Linked DNA regions of Homo sapiens: region 2 is linked to region 1. The links are chromatin loops, found by intact Hi-C in ENCODE. Cell type or tissue: HepG2. All regions are shown on one strand.

Region 1 (8,000 bases):
ACACAGAGAGGACTTCAATAAATAGATACATTGCCATCTAATCCCTGAGGTCTGTGTATTTCCTTCGGGTATAATTAATTTCGGTGGCTCACTAGACCTAAACAACCACCTTAGACAGTACTGGGGGGAAAAGCAAAATCCTGAATATATTTTTCTGCGCATTCTGGAGCCCACTGATTATTTTTTTTAGGTATGAGTTACATATTATAGGATGAGAATGTGTAATATTGAGTTACATTTAGGTAGAAGTCAACTGTCACTAACAGCCATTCTGAAACGTGAAATGACTTTCCAACTCAATGAAAATAATCATTTGATTATTCATTAATGTATTCCTCATTTCATTTTAAAAACATCTGAAGAGGCTTATAACGAAGATTACATAGAAAATCAGTCTGATGGTGTAAACCCAGAAATTGCAAATGGGATCTGCAGAAAGAGGTGGTAGCAAACGTGCTAATGTGGCAGGCTAGTGCGGATGTTCCAACTGAGCATCCATTTTGATTCTGAGCTTCCTGAAAGGCAGAATTAGAAGGGAAACATTCTTGAATTATTTCCATTAGAATTGAAGAAACACAAACAAATTCTTATTTGAACACAAGTTTTTCTGGCACTAAATTCTAAAGGAAAGAAATCTCTTCACATGTGCTTTTTTAAAGCATGTGATTTCTCTTTTGAAAATTATTTTTAGGCACACAAATGATTTATGAATACATTTAAACAACACAGAAGTATGTAGATTAAGAAGTTCAGGTTCTCCTTTACCCTTTCAACTTCACCCTCCCACCTGGAGTCTGGTGTGTGACATCTCTGAACTTTTTCTAAGACCCCCTTTATTTCCTAGCGCTTGCCCCATGTGTACCAAATACATCATATACAGTGATCATATAGATGGATTATTCTTCAGCTTACTTTTATTTATTTATCTATGCTTTGATGATCATCCATATCAATATAAATAGTGCTATTTTGTTTTGTAAAACTCCTATATGGATGTTCTAAGATTTACCAAAACATTCTCCTATGTTTGAGTTATTTGCAATTTTTCTTCCTTCGTTTGTTTTTTTGAGACAGGGTTTGGCTCTGTTGCCCAGGCTGGGGTGCAGTGGCATGAACATAGCTCACTGCAGCCTTGACCTCCTGGGCTCAAGCGATCCTCCCAACTCAGCCTCCCAAGTAGCTGAGGCTGGCTAACTTTTAAATTTTTTGTAGAAACCGGGGTCTTGCCATGTTTCCCAGAATGGTCTCAAACTCCTAGGCTCAAGTGATTCTCCCACCTTGGCCTCCCAAAGTGCTGGGATCACAGGTGTGAGCCACAGTACCCAGCCACAATTTTTGAATATTACAAATAATGCCATAATAAACACCATGTGCATGTGTTTAAAAATTTTTGTTTGGTGGATGTGATAGACACTTAGAAGTAGGAAAACAGGGTCAGAAGGTATATGCATAACAAAAATGACAAAGGAAGACTTTGTGATTAAGGGCAATGAGTTCTCAAAATCAGTAATTCTCGAATTTTTGGTATGGGTGTGTTCCTGTAGGTGTCATGCTCTTTGGAGAACCTTCTTACCTACTGCTGAAGATAATTCTATCATATGAACACTTTTCCTATCATACCAGATGACATTTGACGTAGGCAATAAGATAAAGAATCATAATTTCACATCTCAAAGAAGCCAACCTGGCCCACCAGGATCAGCTGCTCCTAAGGATTTTTGTTTTCAATATCTTGTGACTCGTTCATTTTGTTCTTGACTATCAGCATTTATGAGCAGATAAATAACACCTGTAAATAAATAAGAAAATACTTGAAAAAAATACTTGAGTATTTTTTTCATTCAGAGCGAAAAAGATATCTGTCGCTGGATTTTAGAAGTAGAAAAATCTAAGTTTGGCACGTTGCAAAGGGAATCATTTGAGAAAGAGTGCTCTAGATTAAGTCAATTACAAAATAAGAAATGAGTTGTTATATATAATACCACCACTGAAAGACCCATGTTAAATTTTTAGCCAATGTCCCTTCAAAAAGATATGATATTCAAAAGGACTTTATAACAAATTTTAGGTGAATTCCAGACTGACATATCTTTAAGATTTTATTAATTATTTACATAGTTCTGAAATTTACATCCTGCTTCCAAATGAGTTCATTTGAATATACACAAGCAAGTTTTGCTTCTGTTTGAATAAACTCATGTCTTTGGCTGATATTTCTGACATTTTTTTTATATTGTCTGAGAAGTAGAATGACTCCTTCCAGACAGGGATCTAAACAATTCTAAAGAAATACTGAGGAAACAGAGAGCAGCAGAAGCAAACTATAGTGTGTTTAACAATTCTGAGGTTGTTCCTGGTACAACTTGCGCATAAAGGAAACAGAACTTCAGTCTTAAGGTAAACATTGGCATCTATCAAATGCACACATCTTATCCTCTCTGAATTTGATACCTTCTGAAAGGGAAGATTCAATGTGATTTGTAATGTGCAGAAGGCTTTGAGATTAAAGGCGTTCAACAATTCCACTTATCTAGTTCCCCTCTTTCAGCCCCCTTTTACCAGCTTCCAAGATTAACCTCATTCCTTAATTATTGTGGTCATACTTTGAATAAAAGAGGAGAAAATGCAATGGCAGCCAATCACTTCAGAATTATAGACTTTACAAAAGAGACAAAGGATGGGTATCCCCAGCAAGCATGTTTATTTACAATACCCATAACTATAGAATACCTCCAAAAATATGCCCTTGGTCTTTTTGTTTTCTAAGCAGGCATGTAGTTGATTAGATGCTTTTAAGGATTTTAAATGTTAATACATATGAACATGTCTGTCATCCTTTATCCTATTTATATTTCCACATGATATTTGCAGAGATTTTGACTTGGGGGATTTGAGGTGGGGAAATTCTGATGCAGGGTCATTGACTTAGATAGTACCTTCATTCTCAGATCTCTGATTTCTTATAGAAATCATTCTCCTCATCTGGCCAGTCTTTGAAGACCAGAATCCAGTGATGATCACCAAGAATGAAAAAGAGAGAATTGTGTCGCTAACTCGCTCTCTTCCCAGTTTTCCTTGGATTTGCACTCTCACTTAGTAATTTGAACCCTATGGCATGGCATTGCATTCCTGAAAACTGACTTTTATGTCTGCATGCTTTTACTAATATTACTTATTTCTGGGCACAATGGTGCATGCTTGTAGTTCAAGCTACTCGGGAGGCTGAAGGAGAATGATTGCTTGAGCCCAGGAGTTCAAGGCTAGCCTGGGCAACGTTGCAAGAACCTGTCTCTTAAAAAAATTGCCTATGATTACCCCCTTCCCCCAGCTCATACTGATCCATCTATATAGGCAAAAGCTGGTCTGGGCTTTATTCTGGATTTGTTTTGAATTCTAGATCATGTTTTCCACCACAACCATAGCACCAAGATTGATAGGGATCCTAGCATATCTCTTACATCTCCTTATGAAACCGACTCTATGACCATTTAGCAAATTCCAAAGTTTCCTCATTTATATAGTGGAGTTACTACTGACACTCCTCAGAGATGTGTTGTGAGGATTAAATGAGGTAATATACACAAAGAACTTAGCATAATTCTGTAAACAAGGGTCAATATCCCATAGTTATCTGAGAGGAAAAAAAGCCAGATACAAAACAACTCCTGAAGTTCATTGAGGCAGACTTTCAATGAAAGCTCATTTGCTCTTCTCTCTCCCCTCCTTGGGTTTTAATTCTTCTTACGTAATATAAAAGTAGGAAAATGAGGTTACAAAAAGACTAACAGTTCTCAACACTATCACCATCTAATGCTCCCCAGTTTGTAAGATGAATGATGTACATTAAGCATCTACACCAAACAACCTCTGGGAGGCACACAAACTAGCTGGAATCCAGTGTGAGAGTGAAAAAGCAAAGCTACCTTTGGACACGGTACAGTTATTGTGGTTAGAATGACATTAGGAATGATGCAATAGGCTGGCCTCCCTCCATCAATTTATAAAGGATCCCTTTGATGTTATCTTAATTTACTTTCAGGACCTGGCCTAATACATTGTACATATTCACATGGTTTTTTGCTAGCCTCCGGCAGAACAAGCAGTACAAGACAGGCTGGAGAAGTATTTACCCAACCAGTTAAAAGTCCAGTTTCTAAGACACAGCATCAGCCTGCTGGGCATCCAATTAGATCCCAAAAGATCTCTACCCTCCAATGACTTAAGGCCTAAAGTGGTGCAGCACATTCTGGACTCATTGATTAACTCAAACAGTTTTTGTCCTACTTCTCCATTATGACGGCATTCCTCAGCATCAGAATTACAACTTTTTTTGGTAGTCCAAGGCTGGCAACATCCGAAGACCTTTAAATAACCTGTTTGCCTCTGGCTCATTCCTTCTCCACCTTATTCTTGGTAAATGTTGATAGTTCTAACATTATAGCATGGGCAGTCTTACCACTTAATCTAACCCAGTTTAAATCTTGTAAGTTCTTTTTTAATCATACATTCTTGAATAATAGAAAAATGACCAGGAAAAAGGCATTTTTGGCAACTGAGATCATATTAGAAGCTGATATGAACCATTCCATGTTTACGTCCACCAAATAGCTTAATAGTCTGTCTAGTGGGTGTTGAATATGCTGCTCCTCAACCTTGCGTAATTGTACTTTTAGATCCTGTACCTCTCAAGCTTCTGCAATCAATAATTTTGTGTCTTTCGTAAGTTCTACTATCTAGGACAATGTGAGTAGCACAGATGAGGCAGAGAATGGAGAAAAGATTCCAAGGGCTTCTTGGATCAGGAATAGGTCTGTAAGATGCTGTAAGATCAGGGGACAACTTCATTCTATAATCTATCCAAAGGCAGTGTTTAAAGGACTGAACTATTTACTCAGCACATTCATTTGACAAATAGTTCTGGAGAGTTTATAATATACAGGATACCATATTAAAAACTGAAGATGAATGAGCAAAACCTGACCTAAGTCCTCATCTTGATATATCATAGAGTCAGGAACACATATATTAATCAAATACAACTTACACTTGTAAATGCAGAATTGTGGTAAGGGCTTCAAAGTAAAGGTATATGGGACAATGAGAATTCAGATCTTCTTCAATTTCTATCAGACATCTAGTGACAACAGACCACCATCATCACAGACTTTTTATTATCAAAATGGCTTCTTTTCAGTTACCCCGAACTAGCTAATTCAATGATACTTCTCTTTTGGGTGTTTAAACAGGTTTTTGTTTGTTTGTTGCTTTTTTTTTTTTTTTTTTTTTTTTTGAGGTATGGTCTCATTCTGTTGCCCAGGCTGGAGTGCAGTGGTACAATCACAGCTTACTGTAGCCTCGACCTCCTTGGCTCAAGCAATCCTCCCACCTCAGCCTCCTGAGTAGCTGGACCACAGGTGCACACCACCACACATGGCTAGTTTTTTAATGTTTTAAATTTATTATTATTATTATTTTGAGACGGAGTTTCACTCTTGTTACCCAGGCTGCAGTCCAATGGTGGAATCTTGGCTCACTGCAACCTCTGCCTCCTGGGTTCAAGCGATTCTCCTGTCTCAGCCTCCTGAGTAGCTGGGATTACAGGCGCCGGCCACCACACCCAGCTAATTTTTGTATTTGTAGTAGAAGTGGAGTTTCACCATGTTGGCCGGGCTGATCTTGAACTCCTGACCTCAGGTGATCCACCTGCCTCAGCCTCCCAAAGTGCTGGGATTACAGGTGTGAGCCACAGCGCCTGGTCTAGTTTTTTAATTTTTTTGTAGAGATGAGGTCTCACTCTGTTGCCCAGGCTGGTCTTAAACTCCTGGACTCAAGCTATTCTCCAACCTCAGGCCCTTAAGGTGCTGAGATCACAGGTGTGAGTCACCGTGCATGGACTAAACAGGTTTTAATGCATTCACTAAATAGTTTATTTCGCACCATGCTATGCGTGATCTCAGGTAACCATAATTACTTGAATATTTATAAGAACATCTTCTATTTTTACGAAGGTGTGTATTCCTTGGTATGATAGGGTTGTGCAATAAAATATTCTGGTAGAATGAGGAGAGTCCCAACTTATAGACCCATTTTGAAAAACTAAAACAAAACTGCATTAATCTGTTCCTGCATTGCTATAAAGAAATGTCTGAGACTGGGAGATTTATTAAAAAAAGAGGTTTAATTGGCTCATGGTTCCACAGGCTGTACAGGAAGCATGGCTGAGGAGGCCTCGGGAAACTTTCAATCATGGCAGAAGGCGAAGGGGAAGCAGGCATGTCTTATATGACTGGAGCAGGAGGAAAGTGGAGAGGTGTGACACACTTTTAAACAACCAGATCTCGTGAGAACTCACTCAATATCATGAGAACAGCACCCAGGCGGATGGTGTTAAACCATTAGAAACTGCCCCCAGGATCAATCACCTCTCACCAGGCCCCACCTCCAACACTGAGGATTACAATTGAACATGAGATTTGGGTAAAAATATAGATCTAAACCATATCCAAACCCAACTGATTTCTGCCAGAGCAAGTAGATAAACCAAATATCTTCCGCCCCAATGCCCACTAGTGTTACCTCTTGACAACAGAATAACTATTATTACTTTCTTCCTTAGGTTAATTTGATAAACCAATATCATCTCTCCCTCCAAGAAAAATATTCTCTCCCTAAATGCTTCCCTACCCCTACACTTCTCCACCTCTTATTGCCCTTTTAGGAAACCAAGTTCATGGATTGAATTTCAGTTATTCTTCCAGATGACAAATACATTTATTTATTTCCTTGTTTTCCCATTAATTCATTCAACACCTGAAGGCTTATTATACATTTGATATTTTGCCAGTGGCTAAGTTCTAAGTAAGACTTAGAACTTCTCTCAAGGATTTCATCATCTCGGTGACACAAACCCTTACAAAATTTTATCAAGCAGCAGGGTGGACCTTAATAAAAATGTGTATAAAGCATAGAGGTGATAGAATAGCAGCAGTAAGTGGTAGTAGGTGTTAGGAAGATTTCTTGGTGAGGGAGAAGGAATGTAAATACTCCAGGAAGCCAAAGGGTACATTTAGGGAGGGACTTACTAGGCAAAGGCACACCAGCATCTGCAAAGACTTAGGCCTGAAATAGCACAGTGAACTACGGATGAAGAATTAAGTCCAAGGAACAAGTGCACCAGAAGACACTGGAGAGAAGGAAGCAAGGGCCAAATTATGGGGAGTTCTATTTGTCATGTGACCAGCCCAGAAGTTACTGTGTAGGCAAAGGGGAAACCATGGAAGGGCTTTAAGCAGGAGAGTAAAACATCGACACTTGTATATTTAAAGGATCATTTTGGTGGCAACTGGAGAATGAATTGGGAGTGAGGAAGGCTACAAACAAGGTCCAGTTACCCTGCTGTCAGAATCCCAGGCAGGAAACGGTAAGCCTGAACTAAGGCAGCGGCCAAAGGAATGCAGAAAGAAGGTACATTTCAGCCGGGCACGGTGGCTTATGCCTGTAATCCCAGCACTTTGGGAGGCCAAGGCGGGTGGATCACGAGGTCAGGAGATCGAGACCATCCTTGCCAACATAGTGAAACCTCGTCTCTACTAAAAATACAAAAATTAGCTGGGCATGGTGGCGCGTGTCTGTAGTTCCAGCTACTAGGGAGGCTGAGGAAGGAGAATCGCTTGAACCCAGGAGGCAGAGGTTGCAGTGAGCCGAGACTGCGTCGTTGCACTCCAGCCTGGGTGATAGAGTGAGACCCTGCCTCAAAAATAAAAAAATAAAAAAAATAAAGAAGGTACATTTGAGAAAAGTTTACAGAATCAAGAAAACTTGGCAACTGATTGGATGTGGGAGATGAGGAAGAAAGAGAAAATTAGGTCTACCCTTGTGTTTGGGAGAAAGGTGGATGTTAGTTTTAAAACACAAAAGGTACCTCTGAGAGAACCTTGACAATCAGAAACCAGGTGTAATTTTCTATCTAATAACTTAATAACTTTCCTTCTACATGATCT
Region 2 (8,000 bases), 210 kb before region 1:
TAGAGAAGGGCTGTTATGTGAGGAATTTTCTTTTTCTCGTCAGTCTGGGAATGGTAAATAAAAATGCAGGAGTCCAAAATGCTTCTCTTTCACCATGTAATGTCTTAAACTCATTAAACAAGTAAAAACGCTGCCAAGTTTGTGCAGATTCTTCTGGTTGGGGGAAAATCTGTTTTTAAAAAAAGTCATTTTGATGGATACTCCCAAAGAGAAGAGACTCAGAGCCTGGATCCCAAGGGGTAAGAGAAAATATCCTTACAGTAAGGGGTTTCAGGAGTGCTGGCATAGAAACCAGTTTCTCTCTCACACATGCTCTTTCTCTCTCTCTGAGATGCAAGATCAATTACTGACGTTGCTCAAGAGAGAAGGTAAATGAGAAAAAAGGTGAAAGGCAAAAAGAAAAGAAAGGTAGAAAGGAAAAGGAAAGAAAGAAGGAATGGAGGAAAGGAAGAAGTAAAAAGAAAGGAGAGGGAGAGAGAGAGAGAGGGAGAGAGAATGAGCCTAGTCGGCTTCTTGCCACACTTATGAGCTCTCCTAAGCCTGCTCCTTTGGCTCCTTTTCGCAGATACAAGCAGGTCCCGGATCCTCTTTTCCTTGTTCAGACGTTTCCCTAGGGTGTTCCCTTGGGCAACTCACATCATCTGTGGTCTCTGCATCGTGTCCTGGTGTGGAGAGGAGTACCAGTGAGAATAGCCAGGCATGTAGCTGTTGGGGGGCATACTGACACCCTTGGCCGAGGCAGAAACGTCCCAGACTGGAGGCAGCGCTGGCGAGCGTGGCGACAGGGCCGCCGAGCCCTGGAGGGGGTCGCTCTCATGAGGATTACTGCCCTGCTTCAGCAGTTTCTTAAACTTAGAGCGTTTGTTCTGAAACCATATCTTCACCTGCAAGAAATGCAGCAATCATTAGGCCCATAAACATCAAACCAGTGCCTCTAACGTCACTCAGGGATTTAGAAGCAATATTAAAAAAGCAAAAAAACAAAAAACAAAAAACAACCACCGCCAACGCCTACAAGCCAAGTCCCCGCCTCCTTCCACCTCTTTCTAGCCTCTTACAGTCCCACTTCCTACAACATACTAGGTATCTTGCCTGGATACCTAAAGTTATTGTAATTCTAGAATTGCGTGCTAGCGTAGGTTTAAAACAACAGTATAAATAAGAAAAAGCTGAATGAGATGACCAGGTCCAAAGCCTAAAGGATTTTTAAAAGCAGCCCTTTCAAATCAAAGCCATTCAATTGAATGCACCTCCTCTGAAAGTCTTGTCATTTTACATAAAATTTAGTAATGTAAATTTAGTCTATGTAAAATAACTATTTTACACAGTCATTTTCTCCGTGTACATGCATAGAGATACCCAAAAGCTGTTATCTCTATAAAGGTACAAGGAGCAAATGACTGAAGGAATTAAAGCCTGTACATTTATAACTAAATGCCTTGAATATATCTATGCATATATTGCATATGCCATAGATTATACATGAAGCATCTTTCTCCAGACATAAATATATCCCCATAACCTTGCAGGGATTAAGGACTGCAGCTCCTTCATTCCCTATTTTGTATGTTGCCTAGTCAAACTGTGGTCAAGGATCATCACATGATTGTTAGTATAGTAATTAAAAGTCAAAGGGCTTCTGAAAATTAAACGTGAATCGGGAATCTGGGATGGGAGCATATCTAGGCCAACATTTCAGATCTACTTTATTTGAAGAAGGAAATTTTATGGTGCAGCTTCCTTTACCTTTAAAATTCCCTAGCCATAAGAATCTACTTTTTCAAGACGCATACAAGTCACTGAATAGCCGGAATCCCTTCATATCAAACCCCAAATATTATGAATAGCAATATGGAAAGAGAAAACAGGCTAAATTGAAAAAGAGCTTAAGGAACAACTGTCTTAAGTCAACACACAATCAGTCTGCAGCAACAGTCTCATAAAACCTGAGGTCCCCTTGCTGAAGATTACCTACATCAGATGAGGCCTACTTACTCCATGTAGGTAAATTAATCAACAAAAACTGCAGGTGATTGCAGCCTGGCTTTTTGACCAGGGTCCTAATATACTCACCTAAGCTCCTTCTTGTGAAATCTGAAATGCCTTCTATGGCTTTCAAATTAGTAGGATGGGAGAACTTCAGTAACTGTACTTAACTGTGGCTTCACCTGTTACAATTTTGGTAACATTTCTCTTTGATCTCCAACTCTGCCACTGCACCCAAGTCCTGTGCTCCAGGGAGGCAGCTCAGACCACATCAGTCTGTCACCCAGATGACTTAACCACCGTGCTTAGGGAAATCTTCAGAAAAACCCACCTTGACACTCCTAGGATAAATAGATTGCACTTTGGAGCCTTTACTAAACCTCATTGGAACCTATGCCTACTTTGTTTTTTCTTAGTTCATTTCACAAGTTTTCTTTCTGTGTCAATGGGTTGAAAACCTTATTAGTTCCCAGGGCCTACAAAAGGATCCTTAAAAAAGTTGAACCTTATTCTGCCTCCTGGCTTGTACACCTTTTTCTCCTAAATGTTTGTTCTCTTTCATGTTGTTCTGCTCTGGAATAACACTCAATTGAATTATGAGTTTGGTCACAAAAGGATTCTAGGCTGGGGTGGGGTCGCCGAGGGTTGGGAGGATGTGCAAATCCAATCCAGTATTCAATACCAGGTCATTCATTCCAAACTGTGTTGTCCCAGGAAAGTGCATAACTGGAGCAAAAGGCATTTGTCATTAAGCTCCTTCCATCCTTGGTTGACTAGGCCAACAATTCCTCCTGATGTGCTCCCTGCCCGATCTGCAAGCGGTACCAGCATTTCAGGGATACTTGGGCTTCTCGGGAATTACCTGTGTTTGTGTCAGTCCTAAGGAAGCTGCCAGTTCGGCTCTCTCTGGAAGGGCCAGATACTGTGTCTGCTGAAAGCGATGGTTTAAAGCCTGGAGCTGCAGGCTGGAATAAATGGTCCGAGGCTTCCGAATCTTTTTCCCTTTTCCATTGAACCTGATTTCCCCGTTTTCAATCACTGTAGTTTTTTGTTGATCTGTAAGCAAATAATACAGAGGAGCGGTCACCCGGGAGGCTACTGCTGCCATCTCCCTGCTCCTGGCGTGGCATGCAACGAGTCTCCCCAAAGCCCAATAAGGGTTACCTCGAAAAATCCCTATGATGCCCCGACCTCTCTTGGTCCACTCTGCCCGTGTGCTCCCAGCGTCTGCGTAATCTCCTTGACCCAGTCCCTGGCCCGAACAATGTGCAGCGTCTGGGCCAAGGGAGCGCCAGAGGCCCTCAGACAAACAGCCCGCTTTGCCGCAGCGGAGGCGGTGCCGGAGGCTCTCTGGGGTGCGCAGCGCAGCAAGGCGGCAGCTGTCCGGGCGGAGCGGGGCCCCTGTGCCCGGCTTAACAGTACCTGAAGCTGTGCTTGAGCCACCCAGGTGTTTACGCGGCCAGTTGACTTGATGTCACCAGCTCCAAGCTCAGTGCATCAAGCATCCTCGGCATGTTTTGAAATGACTCTCCTGAGGAGGACCAAATCCTCAAACAAAACACAACCAACAGCTCAGACCAGCCCACGAGCAGGCTGCGCCTCTCACGGCAACTTTGTCCCCCTCGGGTGCTGAGAACCATCAGCCCGAGGTTCTTTGCTTCCCCTCCACGAACAAAGGAGCAGCCAACACTGTAGCGAAAAGCTAGATAGGGGGCCCGGTCAGGGATGAAGGTGAGGGACACTTTAAAGCCCACTGGAAAGAGCCTGACTGTTACTAGTTTAACCAGAGCGAAAGCCAGGCCAGCTTCCCTCCGAGTCACTGAGGAGCACGGGGCGCCCCACGCAAAGTAGGCCACTGCCTGCCCAGCGTGGGCTGGGAAGCAAAACACGCTCCCCAGTTCCGGCCCAGAAATGTCCCCAGCCGGGTCAAACGTGGGTTACAGCCTGGAGGGAAGGAGCAAGGAAAAGGGCGCACAGACCCAGGAGGCTGGAGAGCGCAGTGTGGACTAACTCGTCGAACGAAGCCTGCGCCGGGCCCGGGACTCAGCCCGAACTGCGCGTCGGAAGCTGAGGGTCCGCGGCGGCGGGAAGGGGCCCGGCTGGGAGAGGCCGGCAGGCAGGCGCCAGGCGAGCGGGCGCGCACGGGGCCCGGCCAAGGGCGCGCGGGGCCGCCTGGGGGAGGGGGCCGGCGGAGGCCCGGGCGTCGAGGAAGTGAGCGGGCGGGCGGGGTAGGGGGCAGTCGGGAGGCGGGAGAAGCGAGCTGCCCCAGCGGCCTCTCACCTGTGTCGTCCCCTCGCGTCTGGGCGGCTGCGCTGCTGTTGTGGTAGGACTGGAGGTAAGGGCTGTGCTGCGAGTGGCTCATGTAGGGGTAGGCGGCGAGCGAGCGGTGGTTGTAGGAGTTCCCTCCGCCCGACGCGTAGGGCGAGCCGTGGTGGTGGTGCTGGTGGTGGTGGTGGTGGTGCGAGCCGGCCGCTGCCGCCGCCGCCGCCGAGTGCAGGCAGTGCAGAGGGTAGTGCGCGCCTGCCATGGCCGGGGAGCTCTGCTGCGAGTGCGGCTGCGGCGGCGGCGGCGGCGGCGGCGGCGGCTGTTGCTGTTGCTGCTGCTGCTGCTGCTGCTGTTGCTGCTGCTGCTGCTGCTGCTGCCCGAACTCCATGAAGGCGGATTTGGACGAGTCCTGGCCTTCCAAGCCGTCAGCCATCGTAGTCATGGTCATCATCAAAAACTTTGGGGGCTGGAGAAAGCCTTCTCCCGGGTTTCCTCCACCCTCCCCCACTTGGCTCGCGCCGCTCTCCCCTCTGCAGCCACCTTAGCTCTTTGGATCCTTGCAAAAAAAAAAAAAAAAAAAAAAAAGAATTTAAAGAGGGGGGTGGAGGTGGTTCTCCCTCTCCCTCGCTCTTCTCTAATATATATATATATTTAATATAAAGAGATATAGTGAGCGGGGCCTTGTTAACTCAAAGGGAGGAGGAAGGAGGAGGGATGGGAGAGGAGAGGGGGAGGGGGGAATCTGCTCTCCCCCCGCCTGCTTTCCCCCCTTGGATTTTTTGGGGGCTGGTGCAGTTTAAGGCAGAGATTTTAAGGTGGATTCTGCGAAAGTTGCGCGTCTGCTTTCAGACTTGATGCAGACGCCACGAGTCGAATGGTTTGTCTCCAAAGGGCAGTGCCTCCCCATTGGTCAGTCGCCCCCTGACGTCACAGGCGCACGGCTTCTACTGGCGTGTGCGCGACTTGCAGAGTTCTTCGCCTACCTTCCGCAGTTCCAATCCCAGCCGGAGCTGCAGCCGGGGGCCGCGCTGTGTGGCGCCCGGGGCCGTTGGGGAGGGAGGCGCCTCTGCCCGGCCGGCCGCCGATGCTTCCCGCCGCAGCTCGTGCCCCAAATCCCGGAGCCCCAGTTGCCAATATCTCAGCCTTGAAACAGCCAACTGGGGGCTGCTCTCTTTCAATCCCTTTGCACCCTTGTAGGTTGCCTGTGCTTAGAAGCAGTGACCCCACCCCCGCATTAAATCCAGGCCCCCCTTTCTTGACGTCCCTGCCACTCTGGTCCTACTACACTCTTGTGGGAGCTCCTTGTCACCGTGGATTTTTCTAGACGTATTTTATTGAAACCACAGAAGGAAGACGAACCCTCACACCTGGGCTCCACCCCACTGGGGGGTGGTACAGAAAAAGAAAAATCAGACCCTGTTCTGGCTCGGTCCCTGCCGTTTCAGGCCGTATTTCTTATATATTGTACAAAAGGTTGTGGGGGGGGGGGGCGTCTTTTTTTTCTTTTCAGAACGCAGCAGCGTGTTCTGAAAACGAATCGTTGGAGGACTGACAGTAATGCATTTTTTCCTATTGAAAACAGAAGCTACTGTAATGCTTTCAAATATATGCAAATGATACATGCGGTTAGTGGTTTGGCAAATCTTGATTACAATATAAACTACCCAAGTAAAAGTGCCTTCGTCCTAAATTTGTCTCTCGATTACAATTCCAATTGATTTTATTTTATTGTCAACATTGTTAATGATAAAAATAGAGTCGTTTTACAGTTATTTTTACTTTCTGGAAGGAGGCAATTAGAGTTCTAATCAGGAATACACAAAAATCTCCCATGATTAACTGCAGTACTTTGTTCAAATTGCTGCTATAAAATTCAGAACAATTTGCCTGTAATGATTATGGACTGGGTTTATTTTGGGAGGTGGAATAAAAGTGGATATAGCATAAATTATCCTCTAATTATACACCAGTGTCGCCTCAATTATCCTCTTATCAAAATGGTTGTCTAACTGCCGCATTTAGTTTCAATTCTCTCCTTTTTTTCTATAAAAAGAACTTCATACCTTGTTATTATTAATCCATTTATTATTTGCAAGGGGATTTATATCCGCACATCCAGGTGGTAGAACCACTTCTCTTTCAAAGATGGACTGGGGAAAGACATTAAGTTCGGAGCAGCCCAAGGCTGCGGATCTAGCCTTTCTCCCTCCGGTCTCCAGACCCACGCAGGTTAAGGCAGCCAAGCAGAGACAGCGGAGCCCCGGTGCGTGGTTCAGGCCTGGTCAACAGGTAGGAGGGCCAGACTGGGGGCCAGGCACAGAGGAGGGCAGGCCCGCCCGCACCGGCGTCCAGGGTCCCGGGTTCCGGGTCCCGGGACTGGAGGAGGTCGCCGGCAGCCCGCCCTTCCAGAGGCTTGAGATTGGGTGGACGAGACCTGAAGATCCTCTCGGTCTGGACCCCGACTTTCGATCTGCTTAGAGACCTAAGCCGCGAGCCTTTGCCCACACGGAGAAACGTACTATCTAATATCTAACAACCCTGTACTGCAGTGTCTGGAGGTTGCGGGAAGGAGACAGTGTCTCCCTTTGGGAAAACTACTGAGGACTTCTGTATATCCTACTTCTTCTGGACTCCATAAGTTACAGGACCGAAGGAAACTGAGAAATAGAGAAAAGGTGCCGCTTGCCCCTTTAACTCCAGAAAAGGGTGGCTGCAGATGGAGCAGCTTGGACTTTATTTTTTACGTTGCGCGAAGCCCGCCGGCAGCGGCTTATGCCAATTGATTTTCCCAGCTCCCAGCCCTGGATGTCTAGCTATCTCCAGGACAGTTTGTTTTTTTCTTTTTCTGTCTTTCTTTCTTTCCTTCAATGTATCAGAAGACCTGAAGCTCGCTGCCCGCGAGTTTCCTCCGAGTTCCCAGGTCAGCGGCGTTTGCGCTCCTCTCCCCCTCCTTTTCCCAGCCCGTTGCGCTTAAGTTCTTGAGTCTGGGGAGCCGGTTCAGTAACTCTGAATTCATTTTTAAGTGGCGTGCCCTGTTCCCCACCTTTTAACAAGAGGTGCACTTTAACACGCGAACCAGTAACACGATCTACACGTTTACAAATCGGCAATGAATTAAAACAACAACAGAAAAGCTTCATGGAAAAAGAAAGGTGGGCTAAGTAAGGGGGAGATGTGGGGGGTGGGGGACAGAAGGGAATGTCAGGAAAAGAGAAGATTTCCCACCCCACCTTCCCACTCCCAACCCTAGTGCGCTCTCGGTACACGCGGGCTGCGCGCCGAGACTGTTTGTAATGTCCTCAATACCAGCAGGTAGACGTGGCAGTTTTATTGCTTTATACCCTGCAGCTTGTTGTTAACACCGTGAAGGCGTTTCACCCCCTACACCCTCACCCTGTGCTTGTCTATGTTTTTCGCTTTATGCTCACAGGTGCACCGCTTTCCTCGCCAGCTTCCTGCAACTCTGGCTGCACCCCAATTAGAGTATGTCGTGGCAGGGCCTCGGAAGGTCCCTGCAATTGAGCACTGTATCCAGAGTGCAGCTGCCTCTACTTGCAAGGGGATTTTTTTTTCTCATTTGTTTGATTGCTGAGGAAGCCGGGAAGGCTGGGATTGTCCGGGTTGTAGCTTCAGGGCTCTCAACCTTCCCCTAATAGTTAGTGGCTAAAATCCTTGCACTCTGTTCCAGTGAAGCAGCTGCACTGAGGTGGTAGTTGTGGTGCATGGTAAAGGTCCTGCTGAAACCTGCT

Evidence for each region. Peaks named below come from ENCODE experiments on the same cell type or tissue, not always from the same donor. Only the 100,000 strongest peaks of a DNase experiment are listed, where the experiment ranks them.
Region 2: a loop joins it to region 1, with 2.5 times the contacts of the local background. A loop is called at or near these places in 2 of 110 quality-filtered maps.

What each region holds. Positions count from the first base shown.
Region 1 is chr7:96,796,998-96,804,997 of GRCh38, reverse strand. LOC105375414 (a long non-coding RNA gene) reads right to left here. Exons shown (of 4, transcript XR_927783.2): 3 at 1,685-1,789; 4 at 312-515. Among named protein-coding and RNA genes, the nearest start is that of SEM1, 91 kb to the right of the region's middle. RefSeq lists a silencer at 3,767-4,061. In HepG2, a CTCF peak has its summit at 3,875; a DNase peak (open chromatin) is centred at 3,947.
Region 2 is chr7:97,002,680-97,010,679 of GRCh38, reverse strand. It overlaps DLX6 (distal-less homeobox 6), which reads right to left and starts at 5,127. Exons shown (of 3, transcript NM_005222.4): 1 at 4,267-5,127; 2 at 2,849-3,042; 3 at 1-884. The coding sequence starts at 4,702. The coding sequence ends at 633. All of the region lies in intron 1 of DLX6-AS1 (DLX6 antisense RNA 1), which reads left to right. RefSeq lists a silencer at 4,277-4,376 and an enhancer at 5,689-6,410. In HepG2, a CTCF peak has its summit at 4,258; DNase peaks (open chromatin) are centred at 4,289 and 5,179; H3K4me3 peaks cover 3,108 bases.